Linked DNA regions of Mus musculus: region 2 is linked to region 1. The links are chromatin contacts, found by POLR2A ChIA-PET in ENCODE. All regions are on one chromosome and are shown on one strand. Each heading gives the region's core, a stretch centred on a gene start or an enhancer-like site at or near the end of the contact. The rest is flanking DNA. Distances are from core to core; before and after follow the strand shown.

The links. ChIA-PET counts read pairs that join two places held with the same protein, here RNA polymerase II (POLR2A).
Region 2: POLR2A ChIA-PET joins it to region 1 with 19 read pairs in Patski. The contact joins the enhancer-like site here to the promoter of Chrac1 in region 1. POLR2A ChIA-PET finds 5 or more read pairs at or near these places in 3 of 5 experiments (Patski and embryonic stem cell).

Annotation. Positions count from the first base shown.
Region 1 is chr15:73,086,834-73,092,733 of GRCm38, forward strand. Chrac1 (chromatin accessibility complex 1) reads left to right here and starts at 3,579. Exons shown (of 3, transcript NM_053068.3): 1 at 3,579-3,750. The coding sequence starts at 3,604.
Region 2 is chr15:73,152,515-73,158,414 of GRCm38, forward strand. The region is part of intron 1 of Ago2 (argonaute RISC catalytic subunit 2); the gene reads right to left. Among named protein-coding and RNA genes, the nearest start is that of Ago2, 29 kb to the right of the region's middle. Within about 2 kb of position 2,203, at least 2 of the 3 ENCODE cell types and tissues checked have a DNase peak (open chromatin) inside an H3K27ac peak, as active enhancers do.

The DNA of each region.
Region 1 (5,900 bases), core at 2,329-4,828:
TCCGCATAGGGCGGACCTTGAAGCCGACTGCCCTGAGGCCAATCAGCAAACTGGCCTTCGCCAGCCGCTTTTGGCTTTTTTCTTGACCAATTAGCTGGCTGGTAATGGGCTGCTTCTTCCTCCCAGTCTGTTTCCTCAGAGGAGGATTCTTCACCTGCTTCAGAGCTACTAAGAGCTGGCTTCCTGAGCCCATCCAGCGATGAGCACAGGCTCCTTTTCCTAGAGACCTCCGCTAATTGATCTTTCTTCTTTTCCCTTTTTCCTCTTTTTCTTCTAATCTCTCTCCAGGTATTCCTACCTAACCTTAACTTTTCCTCGGGTTCAAGACCCTTGGAAAGGCCTGTATACTTATTTTGTGTACCATATTTCCTCTTTGTTCCTACTCTCTCTCCCCACTTTACTTCTGATAGCTTGTCCTGAATTTCATCTAGAATCCTCCCTGCCTTAACCACTTGATAACATGTGAAAAGGAACAAAAGGGCTTCTAACACTAGAAAAAATTCAAGGCCAAACATTTTCCACTTTACTTCTGATAGACTGTCTTGAATTTCGTTAGAAAGTTCAAGATCAGACTTACCTCGTAAAGCTGTACTCACTGGTACTCTCGTTCCCCAGCTGAAAAGTTCTGAATTCATACAGTTGAATCCTTCTTAACAGTCTGCTTTACGGGAACCTTTATTACCGCGACCCGCAGTTCTGGTTCTGGAATGAGGGATCTTCCTTGCGCCAGTCCCGAGTTTTTTCTCGTCCCGGAATTCGGCACCAATTGTTATTAGAGGCGTTCTCACGACCGGCCAGGAAGAACACCACAGACCAGAATCTTCTGCGGCAAAGCTTTATTTCTTACATCTTCAGGAGCCAGGGTGCAGGAAGCAAGAGAGCAAGAAGCAAGAGAGAGAGAAAACGAAACCCCGTCCCTCTTAAGGAGCATTCTCCTTCGCCTCGGACGTGTCACTCCCTGATTGGCTGCAGCCCATCGGCCGAGTTGACGTCACGGGGAAGGCAGAGCACAAGTAGTCATAAGATACCCTTGGCACATGCGCAGATTATTTGTTTACCACTTAGAACACAGCTGTCAGCGCCATCTTGTAACGGCGAATGTGGGCGCGGCTCCCAACATTCCCTCATCCCTGCTCTTTGGGAATTCTCATTTCTCTGAACTCTCTAGACATCTTCCTGATTCCATCTCCTCCCGTCCTGAATCCAAACCCACTCAAAACAAACTGTACAAAAACAATCAGTTAAAGAGACAAGCCAAAACAAAAACCCTTGAGGGGCAATTGCACAGCATTTCTTTAGTTTTCTGGCCATGTCCTGTGCTTGCTGCTGGTTAAAATTTAATTTATAAGGTACCAGGTGGTGATAGGGTCAATGTCACATGCCTTTTAATCCCAGTCTTCAGGAGACAGAGGCAGGTGGATCTCCGTGAGTTCAACACCCGCCTGGTCTAGAGCTAGTTCCAGGACAGCCAAGGCTATGTGAAGAAACCCTGTCTTAGAAAACAACAAAAAAGAAAGAAGACAGATTGCAAAATAGGGAAACTTTATTCAAAGCAAAGCAATACAGATTAGGAGTGTGTGGTCAAGAAAACAGTGGGTCACATCAGTGAAGATACTCAGGGGCCTCACATTATTATTGCCCTAGCTTCAGAGATCTGAAGGGAGGGGAGCTAGTTACTAAGGGGGTATAGTTTGGGTGATTCACTATTTTGACAGATTACAACTTTTCTACCTTACATGCCCTCCAATAATGTTTGATTTTTAACTGCATGCACACCCAGTTGCAACTAGGCAATAAGATGGTAAAATGGGTTTTCCTAAGAGTTCACTTTAAGGACAGTTTGCTTTATTATGCATGCACTCCAAACTAGTTCTGGCTGGCCTCCTTCTCCTTTCATTACTAGAACACAACCAAATAGAATCTAAGTTTATACCAACTAAGTGGAGGAGAAACATTCCAGTGTTCAGAGCGGTGTGTGTTTGTGTGCCAATCCTCCCGTGCATGATGGGGAGAGTGGTACCATAGGCTATTAGTGGCATTGTTCAGAAGTGTGCACAGCCCAAGCCTAGTGGCATCCTAGCTTCCTAAAACAGTCCTATGCTTGTCTGCCTCACTTGGGTGAAAGGAAGCATGTGAAAGGCAGGCAAAACTCATCTTGTCTAACGGCTTTCCTTTGCTGCAGATCTGAGAACAAACATCACTTCTCAGAGGCCAGCTTACCAGTTATGACACTTCCCACTGGAAATGGTATTCTTTCCCCAGACATCTGGGTGAACATAGCCTTATTGAGAGCACGCAGCTAGCTTGCTCACCAACTGTGCCTTCGTGCCTGACACTAACACTGGATATAAGTTCTACATCTATGGTCTCAAACAACCTGGGATACAAAGTATTCAGGAAAAAAAACAAAACAAAACAAAACAAAACCCATCCCTGCTGACTGGACATGTAGAAATCTCTCATCATTGTTCCCTAACAGTCCAGCAACTACTCATATGGCATTCACGAAGCACTTAATCAAGAAGACATGGGTATTGTATGAGAATGTGCCTAGGCGTTATGCAGTTGTCGTCTTTTGTATTTAAGACTTTTCTGTCGGGCGTGGTGGCGCACACACTCCGGAGGCAGAGGCAGGGGGATTTCTGAGTTCGAGGCCAGCCTGGTCTACAAAGTGAGTTCCAGGACAGTCAGGGCCATACAGAGAAACCCTGTCTCAAAAAACCACACACACACACACAAAAAAAAAAAAAAAAAAAAAAAAAAGACTTTTCAGCATGTACAATTTCAGTATGTGTGGGGATCTTAGAACCAATCCCCCAATAGATACTGAGGGACAGTTGTATCTTATGTTTATTGGACTAGGATATACTACGGTAATGACGACACTAAAACCAAACATGATCCAATCTATAAAACCCTGCCGATTTAGTTCCTCCAACTATATTTAGTGCCATCTTAGGAGTTTTTGTTCTCTTCAGACCACATCAACTTTACTCTCCCAAGTTTACTCCACAGCTCATCTAAGCAAAAGTCCACGGTCTCACGGTTTCATCTGCCGTGGAGTCCCACTTTCTGATATTCTTGGACGCTCCCTCCAGACCACTTGATAGGATGTTTCTAATAGTCTTCATTCTAAAGTCATGGCCCATCTTCTTCAACAAGACCTTGTGTGGCCAGGCTGGCTAGAACTCTTGGTGATCCTTTTGGCATTGTGGTGGGATTACAGAAGACTCTAGGACCATTCAGTTCACCTGTCTGCTTAGCAGGCTAATCCCCATACGCCTCAAGAAAGACATGGGTAGTGGCCGCCTTTCCTCCCTATTCCTCTGGCCAAACTGTTGCCATGGTTCGTTTGATTCCCTCCAGAACATGACCTCCTAAGACATCTCTCCAGTTTTTGAAAGGACAAATCTGTGCAGCTCGGGACTGCCCGAGCAAGCACTCGGACGCCTGAGAGCGCTTCTTCCGGGAGACTGCCCCGGCGTTTCCGAGAGGGATTTTCCCGGGCGCCGGCTCCCAGGCTTTCGGGCCACCGCGCTCCACAGCGTCTGCGCAGGCGCGGCCGCGCGAAGCATCACGGGCCGCCCGGGACGGACGCGGAAGATGGCGGACGCGGCCGTGGGGAAGGAAAAGTGCGGGGACCAGCGGCTCGTGTCATTGCCCCTGTCCCGCATCCGAGTCATCATGAAGAGCTCTCCCGAGGTGTCGAGCATCAACCAGGAGGCGCTGGTGCTCACGGCCAAGGCCACGGTGAGCGGCCGGCGGGGCGACGAGAGGGGCGGGCGCGGGCACCAACCGCCCCTCGGGCTCCGCACACACGCGCCTTGGCCTTTGGCTGCCCTGCGGGGGCCGCGCGGCGCCTCTTTCTCTTGCGTCTGCGCGCTACACACCTCCTCCTCCCCTCCCGCGGGCTCAGCTCCGCCCACTGCGCCGCTTTCGCTCTGCAGGATCGTCTGGCTCCCAGCGTCCTCTGCGCCCCGCCTCCCGCGTCACTCCCCGCTGGGCCTCGCGCACGCGTAGTTAAGGGTTCGGCTGCGTGCGCGAGTTGAGGCGGGTCTATGTCGTGCGGGAGGTCGGGCTGACTCTGACTTCCCCCAGGAAGATGCGGGAAGGTTCTCCAAGCTTCCAGGACGGCTTGCAAGGCTGTCTAGGGCTCTTCAGCCCTCAGGACTCTGGAGGTAGTCAGAGTTTACGCAGACATCCGCTGTCACAAGTTAAATTATAACCGCATAGTCCCCTCCCAACACACATCGCTTTGTCTTCTTATTTTGTTCTATATTTCCAGCCATCTCTCAGTATGTTTTCCCTATCCTGGAGCTCTGTAAACCACCAGAATTACCTTGAACTCGAAAGAGATCTGCTTGTCTCAGCCTACCAAGTGTTGCTGGGGTTTAAGGCTTGTGCCACCACACCCTGCCACCTTGGTCTTGGCCCTTCTGAGTACGGCGATTAAAATTTCCTGACCCCACTCCTGGTTTAAAGTTTGGTTTCGATAGTGGTAGGCCGGGAACCTTATTGTTCTGAGACCCAGCCATGACTATTGGCTCTACCTTCTTTTCCAGCCTCTGCTTCTAGAACTTCATTCAGTGCGTGGCATTTTTTTTTTTTTTTTTTTTTTTTTACAATATTTTGGACTAGGGACAAAGGTACAAATCTTGTGACTGCAATAGAGTCAACCTTAAGTAGATCCTGATAAAATAACAATAGTTCCCCAGTATCTTTGGATTGGTCCTCCAAAGCCAAATACAAATCTTAGGATAACAAGCCCCTTTTAGACAGTGGTGTATATTTACATGTAAACTATACATGTCTCATTTCTAAATCATCTTAAGATCATGGTGGTGGCTGGGCAATGGTGGCGCATGACTTTGATCCCAGCACTTGGGAGGCAGAGGCAGGCGGATTTCTGAGTTCAAGGCCAGCCTGGTCTACAGAGTGAGTTCCAGGACAGCCAGGGCTACACAGAGAAACCCTGTCTCAAAAAAAAAAAAAAAAAAAAAAAAAAAAAACAACAACAACAACAACAAAAAAGTAGAACCTATTTAAAAACAAAAAACAAAAAAAAAGGAAAAGATCATGGTGGTCTTCCTCTTATTTCTGTGTGGTGCTAGGATTCACATTTTTTTTGTAAGCTTCATTCTAGTGTTAAGGACCTAATCACTATGCAGACAGTTCTCTGATCACGTACTAGCTGAGATAATACTGAACCCTGGGGAAGGTTCAGTTTTTATTTCTGAGCATTGGGCTCTTGTCAGTTCTGTACCTAGAAGGTATTTGGGCAAAATGAGATGTCATTTTTCAGTCTGAGGTTTTTGATTTTTATTATAGTTATGAGAAAACAAGGGACTGAAATAGACACAGACGCCTGGCACCTTATGTCTGTAATATAGTCCTTTGCAAGCCAGATGTAATTTGGTTGATTGGTTTTCATTTTTCAAGACATAGTTTCTCTGTGTAGATCTGGGTGTCCTGGAACTCTGTAGACCAGGTTAGCCTTTAACTCAGATAGGTCTGCCTCTGCCTCCCAAGTGCTGGGATTAAAGGCATGCACCACCACTGCCTGGCCTTTTACTCCATTTTGTGTAGGCTGGTAACACCCCACCCCTTCCTCCCTTTTAGACAGCAGCTCATTTAGCTCAGACTGGCCTTGAACTTGATATATAGCCATAGCTGCCCTTGCTTCCCTGTGCCTCCTACCTCCACCTGAGTGTTGATATGATAGGTATGGATCACAGCACTCCCTGAAACCACTTGTAAATATTTTTGATACCCCTGTAATCATTTGTAAATATTTATGTTATACACCTAAGCTCAGCTGGGAACTAACTGCCTGCTGCTTCCTTTCTGGTCTTATGTTTCTGTCTCTTGTAAACTGATTTCCTGTCATTTGAATCGAGGAA
Region 2 (5,900 bases), core at 953-3,452, 64 kb after region 1:
ATTCAGGAGGCTGGTGTCCTGAGGAAGCCCGACATTGGCACCCCCACATGGCATCCTGGCACGGACATACATGTAGCTATCATGTAGCCCTGGGACATGACCTAGGCATTTCATATGCTCCCATATACAAGTGCTTTGGGCTCATGTGACGGCCACTCTGGGATGTGTAAATAGAAGGGTGTGACTGTTTAGAGATTTTTCTGTAGAATTAACCATAGGAAGGGGTGTGTGTGCACACTCACAATCCCAGATTGCAGGAGACTAAGACAGGGAACATGAGGTAAGAGGCCAACCTGAGCTACCTACATAGGAAGACGCTGTCAACTAGGAAGACAAAACAAAAACCTAAAACAACAACAAAATGAGCAACCCTTCAAGGGCTCGAGCAATGGCCCCCAGCACCCACACGGGGCAGCTCACAAACAGGGTGCCAATTTCAGGGGCACCTGCATTCACATGGCACACACAGACATGAATAGAATAAACCTTTTTTAAACAAACATTTAACCTGTTCAGCTAAGACAATGCCTGCATATCCACCCACACACAAGTCAGGCTTTCATTAGGGGCCTACTGTGTGGCAAGCACACATCTTGTTGCCACCGTATACCTGTGCCTGCTGGACTACAGGTGTCATGTGACAAACCACCTGGAGCAGGAAGTCACCTTGGAAACCAGGAGTCACCTTGGAAACCAGGAGAAAACTCCCACCCCTTGCTTGCTCAGACTACTGCATCATTGGACAGGTTTGGGTCTAGTGCTCAGAGACATAAGGGGGCTACTGCACCACATCTGAGGGTCTCAGTGTGGGGGGGGGGGGAGGGAGGAAAGCATAGAGGACAGCTGCCACCCTTCCCAGAAGGCCGCTTCCTGTCACCACCCACCTGCAGTCCCGCTATGACATCTAAGTATGAGTTGTATGACCTTTAAACAGAACAAAGGTTGTATGACTTCACTCCTGGGTGACTTACATGAGGGAGTGGGCCCCAGTAAACCAAGTGCTGCGACAGTCCTGACAGTCCTGAGCTCAGAGCCCCAGGACCCATTAGAAAAGCCACCTGGAGGGCCAAAAGAAACAGATTCCTGGGGGATTGACTGGTCTGCTAGTCTAGCCCTCCCTGGAGCAGTGGGCTCCAGGTTCAAAGACACTGTCTTTTTAATAAAATTTTAAAAATGGAGACACCCGATGGCATGGCTTTAACATTACACACACACACACACACTCCATATGAATATCTCAACACCAACAGTAGCTTAAGAAGCTAATAATGAGCCAGTTGTGTTGGCTCCAGCCTGTATTTCAGCATTCTGAAAGCTGAAGCAGGTGTACAGCTGTGACTATGACGATGTCTGTGCCATACTAAGTTCCATCATAGAGTAAGAGGAACTCAGCCTCAAACCAACAAACAAAAACAAAAGGCCTGACTCTGAAAGACAAGCAAGCCCAGGGCAAGTGGAACCCAGGGCTCTTCCTCCAGGACCCAGCCTAGCCTCAGGCATCCACGAAGGGAGAGGGGAACACTCCGAGATTGCAGAGTTCTTCCCAGGGCTGGGCTTCAAAGCCAATATCTTTGAAGGCACATAGCTCATCTTGTAGAAGTCTGTGCTCACACTGAACATCGGCCAGAAATTATGAATGAAAAGCGTGTGACACACAGCCAGGGAAGCCAACCCATACCACACCGTGGACCACAACAGGCATGGACACCAGCACCTTTCTGCCACTGTCAGCCCCACAGGAAAGCATCTACAGACGCTTCATGGTTGGGTGACTTGTATGGGTTCTTGGCTAGACAAGTCAGGCCAAAGCTGGACACTGCAGGCTCCAGAACAGAGAGGAAGCTGACAGCTTGCAGGAGCACAGACTGATGGTAGGTTCTGTCAAACAGGTGCTTTTGGGAGACTCGGGATGCATCGCATAGTTGACGATCCTACGATCCTACTGTGCAGCTAGCCACATGCCACCCACACTGACAGAGCTACATTAAACACAGCTAGGCTTTTTGGACAAGAAAGGGATGCCTGGAGTGTGTACCAAGAACGGAGCCACGGCCATCTGCTCCATGGCTGGAGAAGGAACACAGCTACCACGCACCATCAGCAGAAGCAGTGTAGAACCACTGTCAGAAGACCTCGGTAACCACCAGCCAACAGAGAACACAAACCCAAAACCAGCCCCCCTGCGGGAGTGGCTTCCAACACAGGAACACCCATGCTCACGTCCTCCTCGCATCTGGCTCAAGAGTCAGGGCCAAGTACAGCTTGGACTGGAACCATGCTTGTGGTCAGGTCCCTCCCACCCCAGTTCTGACTCCCACAGCTTGGCAAACTCTACTGTAAGCCGAGCGAGCGTGCGAGAATATGAGAGAGCAGAACGTAACCACAGCAAGGGAGGGAGCCTTTGCCCTTCCAGGACCTGGCTCCAGACTTAGCAAACAAACGCTGCAGAGACACAGCTGAGCACTCTAGGGCAGAAAGGGTGACCATCCTAATGGTGCGTGAGCACAGGAGATGAAGGCTGAGCAGTGGGCGGTCACTGCCGTAGAACAGGGTGGGTTGATCTCAGAAGCTGTTTGGGGCCACTGCAGAATTGAAATGTTCCAGAGTACACAGAATCAGGAATTCATTCTGGCCATCACCTAAGGTCTCGATAAACCACAAGGCCCTTCAGTGATGTCCTCCCGTGTAGTGGGGGATGGAGGATATCCCTCTGCCACGAGAGGAAAGGAAGGCAGGGACCTCGTCCTCTAGAAACCTGTTTATCCTTGAAAGTTACTAGCTGCCTGGGAGTTTTTTGCTTTGATCACACCTGATTTAAAAAACAAAAAAAACAAAACAAAACAAAAAAAACCCTCTGGGAAATCTCTTGTCATCATAGCCAGTTTGGGTGAGACAGGAAATGGGGTCCTTGGGGACCAGACACGAGGGGTGTGAGGGTGCTGGGTAAGTCAGGATTCTCTGAGGGGCTCAGAGGGTGGAGTACTACAATTACTCATGTGGCCCTTTTGGTTTAATGAGTAATCTGCTAAATATATGTTGACCTTATTTCAGCAAGTGATAGAACGTGCTATGTGAGCGCAGGGTACACACAGAGGCTTAGGGTCAGCTGTGACAGTGACACCCCCTGCGGAGATCCAGCTCACTTTCATCTCAAACGGAACCCACTGATTTACAGTGGGGGTTTCAATGGCTTTTTTGGTTCAGTATGAAACTCTGACCATGACCCTCTTTGAGAAATGGCCCCCAAACCCATCTCAAAAAAATTTGCTTAGTAAATTCTGAACAGTTCTCTCACAAGTTAAACCCCCTCAGGCCCAGCACCTCTTCCCCTGTAACATTCAAAATACCACACTAAACAAATGGGGCTGCTCAAGAAAACTATATAGACAATTCCCCAAGGCTGCACCCCAGTTACTCTTCCAGATACAACTGCCACAAGGGGGCCCAGCTGCTGTGATGAGTACCTGGCTAAAACTGCCCCATAGTGAGCCCTGGTGTAACTTGAGGAAGCTGAGCAGAAAGAACACCTTCACTCTGGCTTTCCTCGAGTCCAGAGTCACCATGCTTTATGGTCCCAGGGCCAAAGTCTGCTTCTTGCTAGACTGGACAGTTAGCATCCTGACCAGGGGACATGTGTCATTTTATGCACAACTGTGGACTGGCTGACTGCACAGGTAAATGAAAGAGTAGCTGATATCAACAGCCTGATTCATAATGCAATGTTGACAGTCTTTACAGGGAATCCCAAGCCTCGGGGAGGGACTGTTACTCCACAGAGTCAGCATCTTCTCAGGTGAGGTGGGGCACATACACTTATCGAGGTTTCAGCACGTCTACACCCACTTATCAAACTCATTTCATACTTCGACATGCTTACTGGCATGGAGAGAAGGGCCAGGGTTCTTGGGCCAAATGGCAGACCCTTTCCTGGTAGCAGCCCACAGACCACAGTGTGAACGACTCCACAGACTCTACAGATAAAGTCAGGTCCTCAGCCTTGGCAGGAAAAAGATCCAAAGACTCGACAGCTGTAATTAGCAAGGGCAGCTCAGGCTGGCTGTGAGGCTCTATAACCCCAGCACCTGGAAGTGGAGGCAGGAAGATCAAGGTCACCCGTGGTTACCCAGCAAGACTCATTCTCAATCAACCATGAAAAAGAAAACAAGAGACGCTCACAAAGGCAGCCGTGAGCAGCCAGCCACTGTGTCCTTTCATGAAGAGAGACCTAGGAATACTCCCAGCCTGAGGTCCATAGTAGGCCTGTTCAAACCGCACATCCCACGTGAGGTCACTGCTAATGTTCTTCACGGCCCTACAGTCCTGGAGAGATGCTGGTGCTTCCAGTTCCTGGGACCCTGCCCAGCTAAGGGTCCTGCTCTTCCACCCCAGAGCCAGAAACACTGCTGGCTTTGGATTCAAACCGGGTCTGACACCCACTCTGAGTTCACACCATGGCTAGGGGAGTTCACAACAGACCCGCACAACTGAAAATAACACAACTGCTCTGCCCAGCAATGTCTCCCTGACTAGGGGTCCACATTCCACCCGTGCTCCTCCATCTAGTGTGTAGGGAGACTCCTCCCCACACTTCTTCCCACATGCACGGTGCTCACTCTCTAAGAGACAAAACATCCCCATTTTGACACACCTCTCCCCAGAGAGCCCAAGGGGAGAGGCTGCCTGCACAGCTCTCAGCCCAGCGCAGTGGAAGTCCACGAGGCAGCAGCAGTACACGCCTGTCTTCAGTGCCACACCCCTCCTGCTAAGGAGAGGGCCAGCCTTCACCTACTAAGAAGGGTACTGTAGGTCAACCTTGTGCTCTATTCGCACATGTATGTCAGCATCAATAACAACCAATGATGTAGCAGGCCCAGGCCCAGGCCCAGGCCCACTGCTCTAATTCTTTCTCTGGAACAAGTCTCCAACAGCAGTGTGGATAGATGGGGCTGGACCAGGGCCTTTCTCACCTCTTGCTTTCCAGCCTGAGCTGGGGACAGACACCATTACCTCACACTTGAATCTAATAGGCCAAGAATAAGTCGTCCATCCCTCAGAGCCACTCACTGGAGCTGCTTAAGTCTGGTTTGCCCTTACAATTTGTGAGACCAGAAGCATTTTAATAGAAAGAATCGGGAAGAAAATGTTAAACCAGAAATCAGTAGGTGTGAGGCTGGAGCTGCAGTTTGGCAGGGCACCTGAGCAGCATGCGGGAGGCCCAGAAGGAAGAGAAGGGTGGCCCTTCCCCCACGTCTCATTTCCACCACATGGGATTGAGACCAAGCCTTGGCCCTCTGCCTGTCTAGGAAAGAATGGATGTCATATTTTCCACTGAGGTAGCAGAACCTATGAACCTCTTCTACTAACCTACTCAACACAGGCCCTCTCTTAAGCCAAGGTATTACCTGCCACCCAGGAAAACTGGCACATGGCCCTTTTGCCGGGGACATCCTGGCAGACAGCAGTGCCAGCCAGGGCCTAGGCTGCAGGCCTCACGCTGTCCTCTGATCACTTGTCCGCCTCAGAGCTCATCACTATATGATCTAACGCAGAAAGGAGGTGTGGGGGAAGGGTGAGACCAGGCTACAGGAAGTGGGCAAGTGACCCCCTCATTGCAATAAGACACTGAAAGTGACATCTCAACCCCTCACCTCCACTCTGATGGGAGGAGGTTTGAACCAGGGGAGAAAAACCTGGCCAGCTGATAGGGCCACTGCAGGATCTACTCTACAAAGACAAAGGTGTGGCAGGAACCAGGGGGGCAGCTCATCTGCCCCACCAGGGCCAAGTCTTACAGAGCAGTTTCCCCAATTTGCCAAACCTCAGAGAAAAGTCAGGCCCTGAAATCATGCACCTGGTATTGCAGACTGAACTCGCACCTCGTCGTCTCTTTCAGGCCAGAT